2 separate regions of the Homo sapiens genome follow, and region 2 is linked to region 1. A link is an interaction called in ENCODE POLR2A ChIA-PET data of the cell type or tissue named here. Cell type or tissue: Panc1. All regions are shown on one strand. Each heading gives the region's core, and the rest is flanking DNA. Links, peaks and the distances in the headings are about the cores only.

Region 1 (5,392 bases), core at 337-5,336:
TGAATAAATGCAGTTACACCTAGGAATTGCGAACAAGGAAATTAATACCACTGGATTCAAAAGTCAAAGAACCTCGGTTCTAGACCCACAGTTATCCTCAATTAGTTATGTAATATATGTAAATAATTTACCTCTCAGTCTTAGTTTCATCAACTGTAAGATATCTTAATAATTTCTTCCATATGTACCTCAGAGGCTTCTTTTTTCAGAATTAATAAACTGCTAATGATGAAATTTTAAACTCATGAAATGATATCGAGATAAAAGGTATTAATGAAGAAGACTTTCAGCTGGGCATGCTGGCTCACTCCTGTAATTCCAGCACTTTGGGAGGCTGAGGTGGGTGGATCACTTCAAGTCAGGAGTTCGAGACCAGCCTGGTCGACATGGTGAAACCCCATCGCTACCAAAATACAGAAATGAGTCAGGTGTGGTGGCAGGCACCTCTAATCCCAGCTACTTGGGAGGCTGAGGCATGAGAATCATTTAAACTGGGAGGTGGAGGTTGCAGTGAACCAGTGAGCTGAGATCATACCATTGCACTCCAGCCTGGGTGACACAGTGAGATTCCATCTCAAAAAAAAAAAAAAAAAAAAAAGAAGACTTTCAAGTATTCCCTTTCTTTACTTAGAGATCATTTTTACTTGTTTGTTTCTTGGCAAAGGATCCCTGGAAACTACTTTTAATTGGTTGTTCATGCTGTACCTCTCATAAAGTGAACCAAATATTTTATTTCTGTATTATTTCATTTACATTAAACAATGAAGCAAAAGTAGATAAAATGCATTTTATAATCATAAAATGGGCTCAGATATCAGAAATTTTAGAAAAGATTCAAGTACTTCAAAATTCATTAGATTTTTTCCGGATGTCATTAGATACCTACAGAAATGCACATTACATAGAAATAGGTACATACATAGAAATGTATTTGCATAATGTTATGATGACAGTGGAGGAACAGGGACCAACACCTTTTTCATAATTGTATTTCAATGGACACATTACTAGAAATCACATGCCCAATGTAGCAGAAACAAATTGTTCTGTAATATCTATCTGTATCTTTTTCTTTCTTAATTTTTAGCTAAACACATAGGCACTTAAAGACTGCATTTCCTGGCATCCCTTGAAGCTAGGTCCAGAATAGATGTGATAATCGCTGCAGGAGCATCTTATGCTGGGAATGGTAGAGCAAGAATACAGGCATCTGAGTCCCTGGCCATCCCTGGACCTGTCACTTATATACAAAAGAGAAATAAACTTTATCTTGGAGTGTCTGGCACTCATAGCTAAACTTAATTCTAATGAATACTTCCAATCCTGTGGATGTGAATTAGTAACGTAAAAAAAAGTTTTGAAACCAGTAGGGAAATATGGAGATACTATTATCACTTCCACCAATGTCCTTTCATTTTTCCTTTAATATGATGATATGTTTTGGGTTGATCTTCTGGCAATTTAAATGGGTTCCCTTGATGGGGTTAAGAGGTATATCGGTAGTGGAGAAGGATTAGTGTTTTGAATGAATGGGGCAATTTCAAATGAAACAAAAGATTTTGATTTGGGTAGTTACCAATCTCTTCTTCCAGCCATGTTTCCTCTTGGGTGCTGGGCTTTGGCCAGTTCCTACGGGTCTCGATGGAATGTCAGGCTTGTCCTCGACCTGTCCTCAGGCTGCAGTAGGTGGATGGAAGTGAGGGCAATTAGTGAGAAAGTCCAAATGTAGAATTAAAATTGAAAATCAGATAGACTGGCAGAAGAGACAATACAAAGGGACTAAGCAGAGAGACAAAATCCAGTTACAAAACAGTAGGCAGAAACAGGGAATAACAGCTAAAAGCAAAAGCATTTTGATGGAGGTGGGAGGTGGGGCCTGCAGTGTCTTTGAGCCCTGGAATGCAGTTGCCACACTTTTTTTTAGGACAGTCGTGCATAGATTCAGCCATGGGTGGGTGGTTGCCAAATTAGTTTGAACTGACAAATATGCTGGGACCCCCTTAGGAGAGAAAGTGAAGAAATAAGGACTGAGGAGAAGTGGGGGCTGGCCTCTGAGTGAGTCCTACTATGTGCCATTTTATGGTAATCAAAGGAGCATCATTGGTTCCTTGATGGAATCCAGAGCTGAATCCGCAGAGAAGTCATCTGGTGGTTGGCACAGTAGTGGGAGAACTCATTGGTCAGAGATGGAGTCAGGAGGCTGATGTGAGCCTGGAAGTTGGCACATGTACAGTACAACCTTAAGCTTTCGTTGGGCATAGGGGAAATAAGATCAAATTCCCAGGAGAGAGAAAAGAGGGTATAAGAGGGTGGGGCGTTAGAGCCCACCATGCTGGCTGAAGTCCCAGAAGGCAACTGCAATGCTAGGAAGTGATATTGAACAGAAGTTTAAAGTTTTGATACCAGTGTCTGAGAGATGAGTGGCCTCCATATCAGGATGGATCTACTGAGGCTCTATATTAGTCTATTTTCACACTGCTAATAAAGACATACCTGAGACTGGGTAATTTATGAATCACAGTTCCACATGGCTGGAGAAGCCTCACAATCATGGTAGAAGGTGAAGGAGGAGCAAAGGCACGTCTTACAAGGCAGCAGGCAAGAGAACGTGTGCAGGGGAACTGCCTTTTATAAAACCATCAAATGTCATGAGACTTACTCACTTTCACAAGAACAACACAGGAAAAACCTGCCCCCATGATTCAATTACCTCCCACTCGATCCCTCCCATGATACATGGGGATTATGGGAGCTACAATTAAAGATGTGATTTGGGTGGAGACACAGCCAAACCATATCAGGCTCCATGAATTCCTCTCACAGTAACATGAAACCAGGGCTCAGAAGCCCAGTCCAGCTCAGGCTGGAGCCCAATCTACCAATAGAAGGCATCTATTATGTCTGCAGAGACTTCTGTGGGAGAAGGATAGCAGGAAGAGGACATCTCTCCTTTCCATTCTCAGACCAGAGTCCACACTCATACTTTGTCAGAAGAGAATGACCATTACAGAGTCAGAAGGCAGAGTCAGTAACTGTTAACTGGCAGCAGTAAGATCAACAAAACACTGGCTTTATTATTCAGAATTCTTTCCTGTAATAATATTTGGTTTATTAAAAATTTACCTACGTTTCCAATATCCCAAATAATTTATATTGGGTTATATAAGACAAAAATGAAATTGTACTTTGATTAACAAACTAGTCCACAGGCTGTGTAGAAACTACCACCCACAATTATGAACAATGATTATTCATTCCCCAAACATTAGTCATCCACATTCAAAGGGTTAGCTTCAGCAAACAGAAGCTTACTTTATTATTATTTTTAAATCTTACGTTCTTGGAATGCTCAAGGCTTTCTCCAGTAATTAAAAATAAAGCATTAAAAAGATCTTAAATTAACAATTTTGTTAAAGGAAAAATGAGCTAAGAGATTCAACTGTATTATTCAAAGGATATAAGTAGCAAATATTCTTCTGAAGTGCATATAAAAAACACATTCAGCACCTTTGATTAAGTCACATGGTATCGACAATAACTTTTAACTTGTCTTTCTTCAAAGTTTAAAAAAGAATTAGAAAAATATTTAATCTATTCAGCTCTTTTTGTCTTGTGCCAAAACATATCTTGGAATTTCAGGGAGTCAAGCTAGCTGAATAAAAAGAAAAGATCAAAGGCAATGTTTAAAATTTTTGTAGGAAACACAAAGAGGAAATTTAAATAATATCCAAAATAAACAAAGTGGAAACTTTGTATGACACAACAGCACAGGCAGTAACCACTGAATCCTGCTGGAACTGTGTGTAACCAACTGTGTATAACCAAATATTCAAGTATAAATGATCTCATTCATACCTGAATACTTACATGATTAAATGAGATCATTTATACTTGAGTGTACATACTGCTGGAACTGTTTGTATATTGAAGTATAAATGAGATCTGAACTGTTCCCATAGGTATTCAGCACATCTCTGGGCACTCACAACGCTTTTTTTTTCTGTTCCTACAGAGCTTTCAGTGACAAACTTTAGTATGTTGAAATGTTTGGGGCCTGTCTTCTTGTCTAGAAATTAAGTGACACTGCACCATGCCACCTTGGACATTGTGAAATCTAGGTTGGGGATAGTAGGAGGTGTCATTTATTGTTAAGACATATCTCACCCTAGGACACCATTTTTCTACGGTACTCAGGAACAGGTAGTTCTGTCTTCCTTTGGAATAGCCAACTGAATTAGGTACATGTTGGCTGAGCTATGTTTATGATATATAATTTGTCAACATCAGATGACTTTTTTTTAGGGAAATTAAGCATGTTTGGTCGGGTGTTTATCTGAACTCATCTAATACTGCTAAGGAGTTTGTATTTCTGTTATAACACTCATTTATTCTGCTCTGCATTATATTTAGTTGTCTACATATATTATACCTTCAACTAGATGTTAAACTAATTAGAGGTGAGCATCTGCATAATTCAAATTTGCATTCTCCATGGTTGGAGGTGTGATTCTTTCAGCTTTGCTAGTCCCAGAAATGGAAACTTCATAGGCTGGCATTCAGGAAGGGTTGCAGAGGCTGGGCTGGCAGTACTAGCAGTGGCAGAGCCTGTTGACTGGAGTAGGGGAAGGGATGGATGCAGCCCGAAGAAAAGTGAGAATCATATTCAAGAAAATGATCCAAAAGCTTGTCCTTTCTATCATCAGGTTTGAAGGCAATGAGTGTGAAACTCTAGTCAAGAGCCGAAGCAAGAGGTCTGGAGTGTAGGCTAAGGTCATAATCCTTATGGGGCATATGTTCCATATGGGGCAATGTTCATAGTTAAAATGGGTAAAAAAGCAAAGATGTTCAAAATTGTTGAGTATTGTGTCAAAGGAGTCAATTGACCAATTTAAAGGTGCAGGGTTAGACCAGCCAAGGTTTGTTACTTATTGTAGACACATAAGAATTTCTTTTGAACAAATCAAAGTGTAATAGTTAATTGTATATTCCACAAAGAGTGATGATAAAGCAGCCTCACTGTCAACTCTAGGCTCTTGACAGAGTGAAACACTAATAATTTGATAAATGTGCTTTTCATCAGGAGAGAGGCTCTTTTGAGTAATATTCAGCCTACAAGTTGCTCTCATCATCATACCCAAAATCAAGTTCATAAAAATTTCCTGTATTGTGAAGAGAAAATATTTGTCAAGGGTAGCCTAAGTATAAATATTTTATGGAACATATATTGTAGGGGAGCTACTTCTTCTGAAATTACCCACATGTATGCAGTCATATGATGAATTGCTTTTTCTAAAGATGGCCTCCTGGCTGGGTGCAGTGGATCACACCTGTAATCCCAGCACTTTGGGAGGCCGAAGTGGACAGATCACCTGAGGCCAGGAATCCGAGGCCA
Region 2 (5,392 bases), core at 73-5,072, 66 kb after region 1:
AAATGTTCTTTTGAATTTTTCTGAAATATCTCATTCCCCACAATATATCAATGATTATTTTATAAAAGTGATTAAACATAAATAATTTGAATCACATTTTTGAAATTAAAACCTTTCTTCTTAACATTTGCCAGATTCTTGGAACACTCCTAGGAAGGCCCCTGTGAAGCAGCTTTTGAAATCAATGGGGTGTCCTGAAAACCAGAGAAATCTGCCCAGGAATAAAACAAAATGAGAGTAAAACAAAAAATACATTTATCAAAATCTTCAAAAGTTCTTTTTAGAAATAGATTTTCCAAAGGTCTGTTAGATGCTACAGACCTCAAAACATTTAAGGATCCAATTGTGATATTCAATAGTTTTTATAACTTGATTTGATTTCTAGAACATTTATTTCTCAGTAGACAAATTGGAAACGTATGTAGGAGAGCCATAAATGGGGCAATTATTGTTGGTCCTGATCTTTCCCGGACAAATGTGGAGATTAGTTTAAAAAGGAAGGTGAAGATTTATATACCTTTTATTTTTAACAAGTTCTGTCATGTTGGAATTATTTAATCTTCCTTGCATACAATTTATGGATGGAGGAGTGAATTTGTTAATATAGAACATATTTCCTGACTTTATAACTGGGCTATATATTTTCTTGCCTGCATACTGTAGGCAACCTTAGTCATTTTTATGTGCTTTCTTGAGAAAAATCTTCAACAAGCATAAATGAGTCACCCAGTATTATATTTTTGTGCTCAAGATTGTACATATTCTCTTATCTGGTCTAATGTCTATATTGTTAATGTCTACAAGGTACTAATACATACGCTTTATAATCTCTTGGACAATTGAGTGCTTTATCTTCTGATACACCAGGATTAAACTCTAGGTATTATCCAGCTAAAAGCCCTCCTGCTATTCTGTGATGCAAACACAAACCAAGTATATTGATCTTCCTGACAAGTCTAGATGTTGGTTCAGATACTAATGGATGTGAATATAATCCTTCCTCCAAGAGTTTATTCATTCGCCATATGAAATAATGCATTTTCCAGAGTTTTAAGGCAGTGCAGTTTATTTTTTAAAACAATGCTCCGATTCATTGTATCGTAATTTTCTGTTGCAGATTATCTAGGGTTGCTAACCAGAAATAAAAATTTGTGCTTGCATTTCTTTAATTCATGGCGTTTTGACTCATTGATTCTCTATGTTTTAGTTGGAATAAAATATTTTTTGGAGAAGAAATCATAAAATGGCATGTACGGTCGATTAAAATAATTAAACATATCATACTGTTTAATTAATTGACAATACTTTTTTTAGGGTAAGAGCAGTAAAACGTAGCATAGGAACAATTTAATTAGCATTAGGGAACACGGACCATCGAATGCAAACAGTGTTTGCGGTGTTAGGCTGAGGGGAGCCATACAGTGTCTGTGGCTAAATGGAGTAATGTTTGCTTTTGGTTTAATGTTTTGGAACATCATACCTTCATAGAATTTTATGAGTTGGTGTACAGGCAGAACTCACAGTATGGCATCATGTGGACATAGAGAATATGTGCATGCATGAACAGTGAGATTTTCACATTAAGAAGACATTTCTTCCACAACCAAAATGCTCTTACCTCGGGAGTAGGATATGATGAGTGACTTCCCAGCTTCAGCAACTCAGCACACACAGCAGTCTGCAGCAGAAACCAAAGGGTGTAATAAGCAAATAATGCAAATTACCACAGGCTGAATAAATTCTACCATTGCCCATGATTAGTAAAGGATTCTGCTCATTTTGCAAAGGGCTCTGTAGATTAAATTCCAACTCAGAAATGTACAGCTTGATCAGTAAAGTTTGTAAATGACTTTGCAGATGAGGGATGCCATTCAATAGTGAAGATACACTTCAATTGCTAGAGCATTTACAAAACTCCACAGCTGAGATGTGCTGCAGCCTGGAAGCTGGTGACTGGATCTGTTTCAAGTTAAAGGGAATCAGAAGAGTACAGTCTAGAAGGACAGTATATTATATATACAGTGAATGTCTTAATTATTAAATTCTGAAAGTCAATTAGCAAAGTAGGCAACCAACTGACAGTTACAGTATGAGACTAAATGAAGAAATTTGAGCTTTATCGGTAGTGATGCTGACATTGGGTCATCCAGTATATCTAGAATTTACCCTAGATCACAGTCATCCTTTCCTAGGGGGTGCTATATTCACAAGTTAAAAGGACATATAGGAGGAAAGTTACATTTTGTCCTTAGCTGGTCTTGGGTCCTCAATGACAGTATAGAGAACTCTAGTTAGTTGTGGCCACGTTTTTCCTCAATCAGTTAGGTTTAATAGCTACATATGGAAACAGGCCATGGGTGGGTAAGGCCTGCTCACTTGCAAATTGCTCAAAACTAATATTCAGATTTTATTATTGAGCTATGCATAGACATAAATCAAATGAAGGTAGAGGGGAGGGAACTGGGGAATCAAGAAGAGGAGTGGGAAAGAGGAAGGGAACATGAGGGAGAGAATGAAAGAGGCAGAGAGAGAGAGGGAGGAGAGACACAGAGAGGCATAGCTGGTCTTTGCAAATGTACCTTCATTGTTTTAGTGCTATTGGATAGAGAGAAGAAGAAAGGAGTGTCTGAAAATGTCAGCATATGGCTTTGATTGCAGAAAAAGTCACCTACAAATATCACCCTTTTAATACAGAGCCTCCATGTCCTCTTGCACATGTGTGCAATGTGTGTCTGGACATAAGACCGAAGAGATTTTGACTTCCACCCCTAGCGTTTCCTTTGAATTACTGACTTGCATATGAAATTGTCTACCAGCAGCCACACTGGAGGTTGCACCAGTTCCCAAAATACAACACATTTGAAGATTCTTGATTTTCCCCTCTACATTTTCATTCCATTAACACTACCCACTTTAATAGTTTTTCCCCTTTTAGTAATCTACCTCCATCATCCACTCAGTTGCTCAAGCCAGAAATATAAGTGTCATCCTTGATCTCTCCCTTTCTCTTATACCCCTCATCCAATCTATCAGTTCAGCCTATTCAGTCTTTCTCCCAAACATGTCTCCAACATAACCAGCTTTATTTGCTAACTTTTTTTTCTGTCTTAGTCCATATAGACCGCTATAATAAAAATACCATAGACTGGTGGCCTAGAAACAATACAAAAATTTTCTTACAGTTCTGAAGAGTGGGAAGTCCAAGATCAAGGCATTGGCAAATTTGGTGTCTGATCAGGGCCCCCTCCTGGATTACTGACTGTTGTCTTCTTGCTGTGTCTTCACATGATGGAAAGGGCAGGGGAGCTCTCTGGGATCTCTTTTATAAGAATACTTATTTCATTCATGAGGACTCCTTGTGATCAAATCACCAAAGTCCCCATCTGCAATACCATCACACTGGGGAATAGGTTTTAACATGTGAATTTGAGGGGGCACAAATATTCGTTCCATAGCACCTTTTTTAGGTCAGCATCCTCTCCCATTATGAATAGTGCAACACCTTCCTATATTTATTCTTTGTCCTTTCCAATCCAGTCTTTAGGATTAAAGAACTTTTTAGGTTATGAAAAGACCATGCCAGCCTTGCTCCCTCTTCCTCTTGCTTACTGTGCTCCTGACATTTTGGGTTGCTTTTACTTCTTCAACTATACCAAGTTCTTCTCAGGCTCAGAGACTTTGCCCATGTATTTTCTCTCTCACTCCTGCATCTCTCATGACTGACACCACTGAATCCTCTGGTCTCAATCTACATGTTACCTTTTCAAAAATGTAGTCCTTACTATTCTACCTAAAATAGGTCCTCAACTTCCATTCCCATTGTGTTTATTTTCTCAGCAACTTCTTTTTTCTTTTTCGTATCACAACTGCTAATTGTTTGATTTACTACTCCAAAGTGATTTTCTGAAACTTGTAAACTATATTAGAATATTTGGTGACTTGGAGTCAGTCACAGGTAATGTTGCCCTCTTAAGACCCACTCTTCCCTCATCAGCTGTCTAGATCTCATATAGTTAGGTCTATCTTTTGAAAACCAATTTTATTATCCATCTCGCATCAAGCCCTCCCTATTCCATTTACCAATAGAGACTCTCAGATGTCCATTGGAACATCAACTTAAATGAAGGCGCTAAAGTTTTATTGATTAATAGATCATAAGTAAAGTATAGTTTGCAGGGGATGTGATTAGGGAATGGGTCTCAATTAGATTCTTTTTTATCACACATGTAAGTGACATTTGTTATCCTGGGAAGTATTGGAACAAATAAGTAAAGATCCAATGACTAATAAAACTATTATAAATTAAACTATATTTTATGCATGTCAAAAAGCAATGTTTTTGATGCAAGATTACATACATTCCTGGAAAGGAATCTATTACTGTGGTCAGCATCGCAGAGTGGCTGAATTTCTCATAACTAGTCATTATTGCACCCATTTGTAGTGATACACATACCAAAAGGCCACATATTTACTGAATTGCCTACTGAATGCTTTTACACAAATAATCTAAGACTGAAAAATGCAAACTGGAGATAATAGACAACACTGGGGATCAGAAAAATGTTAACCTTAAAACTACATGCCTAGTTGAAGAGTTCATATATCCCCTTCCCCTTCCCCTTCCCCTTCCCTTCCCTTGCAATCAAAAAAACGTTAACCTTAAAACTACATACCTAGTTGAAAAGTTCATGTAACCTTTCCTTTTCTTTTCTTTTCCTTTCCTTTCCTTCCCTTTCCTTTCCTTTCCTTTCCTTTCCTTTCCTTCCCTTTCCCTTCCTTCCCTTTCCCTTTCCCTTTCTCTTTTCCTTTTCCTTTCCTTTCCCTTTTCCTTTCTCCCTCTCTGTTTTGGCTTTGGAAAGGTGTGGTCACTGGAGAGAGCAACCATAGTCTAGGAAATGATTTCCAATATTCTTTTTCTTGTTGTTTTGATCTGTGTGCCAATATTTAATTAGTTTATTATGAATGGCCATGGTTATGGTGTTTTCCAGACTTCGATATTTCTTTCTTTTTTTAAATTTTTTTAATTTAAAAATAATAAATTGTAATTTATTTTAAGTTCCAGGGTACATGTGCAGGATGTGCAGGTTTGTTACATAGGTAAACGTGTGCCATGGTGATTTGTTGCACCTATCAACCCATCACCTAGGTATTAAGCCCAGCACGCATTAGCTATTTTTCCTGATGCTCTCCCTTCCCTTGCCCACCCCAACCCTGACAGGCCCCAGTGTGTGTTGTTCCTCTCCATGTGTCTTTGTGTTCACATTGTTCAGCTCCTACTTATAAATGAGAACATGTGGTGTTTGGTTTTCTGTTCCTGTGTTAGTTTGCTGAGGATAATGGTTTCCAGCTCCATCCATGTCCCTGCAAAGAACATGATCTCATTCCTTTT

The links. Peaks named below come from ENCODE experiments on the same cell type or tissue, not always from the same donor. Only the 100,000 strongest peaks of a DNase experiment are listed, where the experiment ranks them.
Region 2: POLR2A ChIA-PET joins it to region 1 with 8 read pairs; 2 of 35 experiments call an interaction of 5 or more read pairs at or near these places.

What each region holds. Positions count from the first base shown.
Region 1 is chr2:195,362,109-195,367,500 of GRCh38, reverse strand. All of the region lies in intron 1 of LOC105376755 (a long non-coding RNA gene), which reads left to right. LOC105373817 (a long non-coding RNA gene) reads right to left here and starts at 1,674. Exons shown (of 3, transcript XR_923733.3): 1 at 1,577-1,674. In Panc1, for the core only: no CTCF peak of the experiment used is centred there; a DNase peak (open chromatin) is centred at 3,240; H3K27ac peaks cover 1,515 bases.
Region 2 is chr2:195,296,093-195,301,484 of GRCh38, reverse strand. All of the region lies in intron 1 of LOC105376755 (a long non-coding RNA gene), which reads left to right. Among named protein-coding and RNA genes, the nearest start is that of LINC01825, 230 kb to the left of the region's middle. In Panc1, for the core only: no CTCF peak of the experiment used is centred there; no DNase peak of the experiment used is centred there.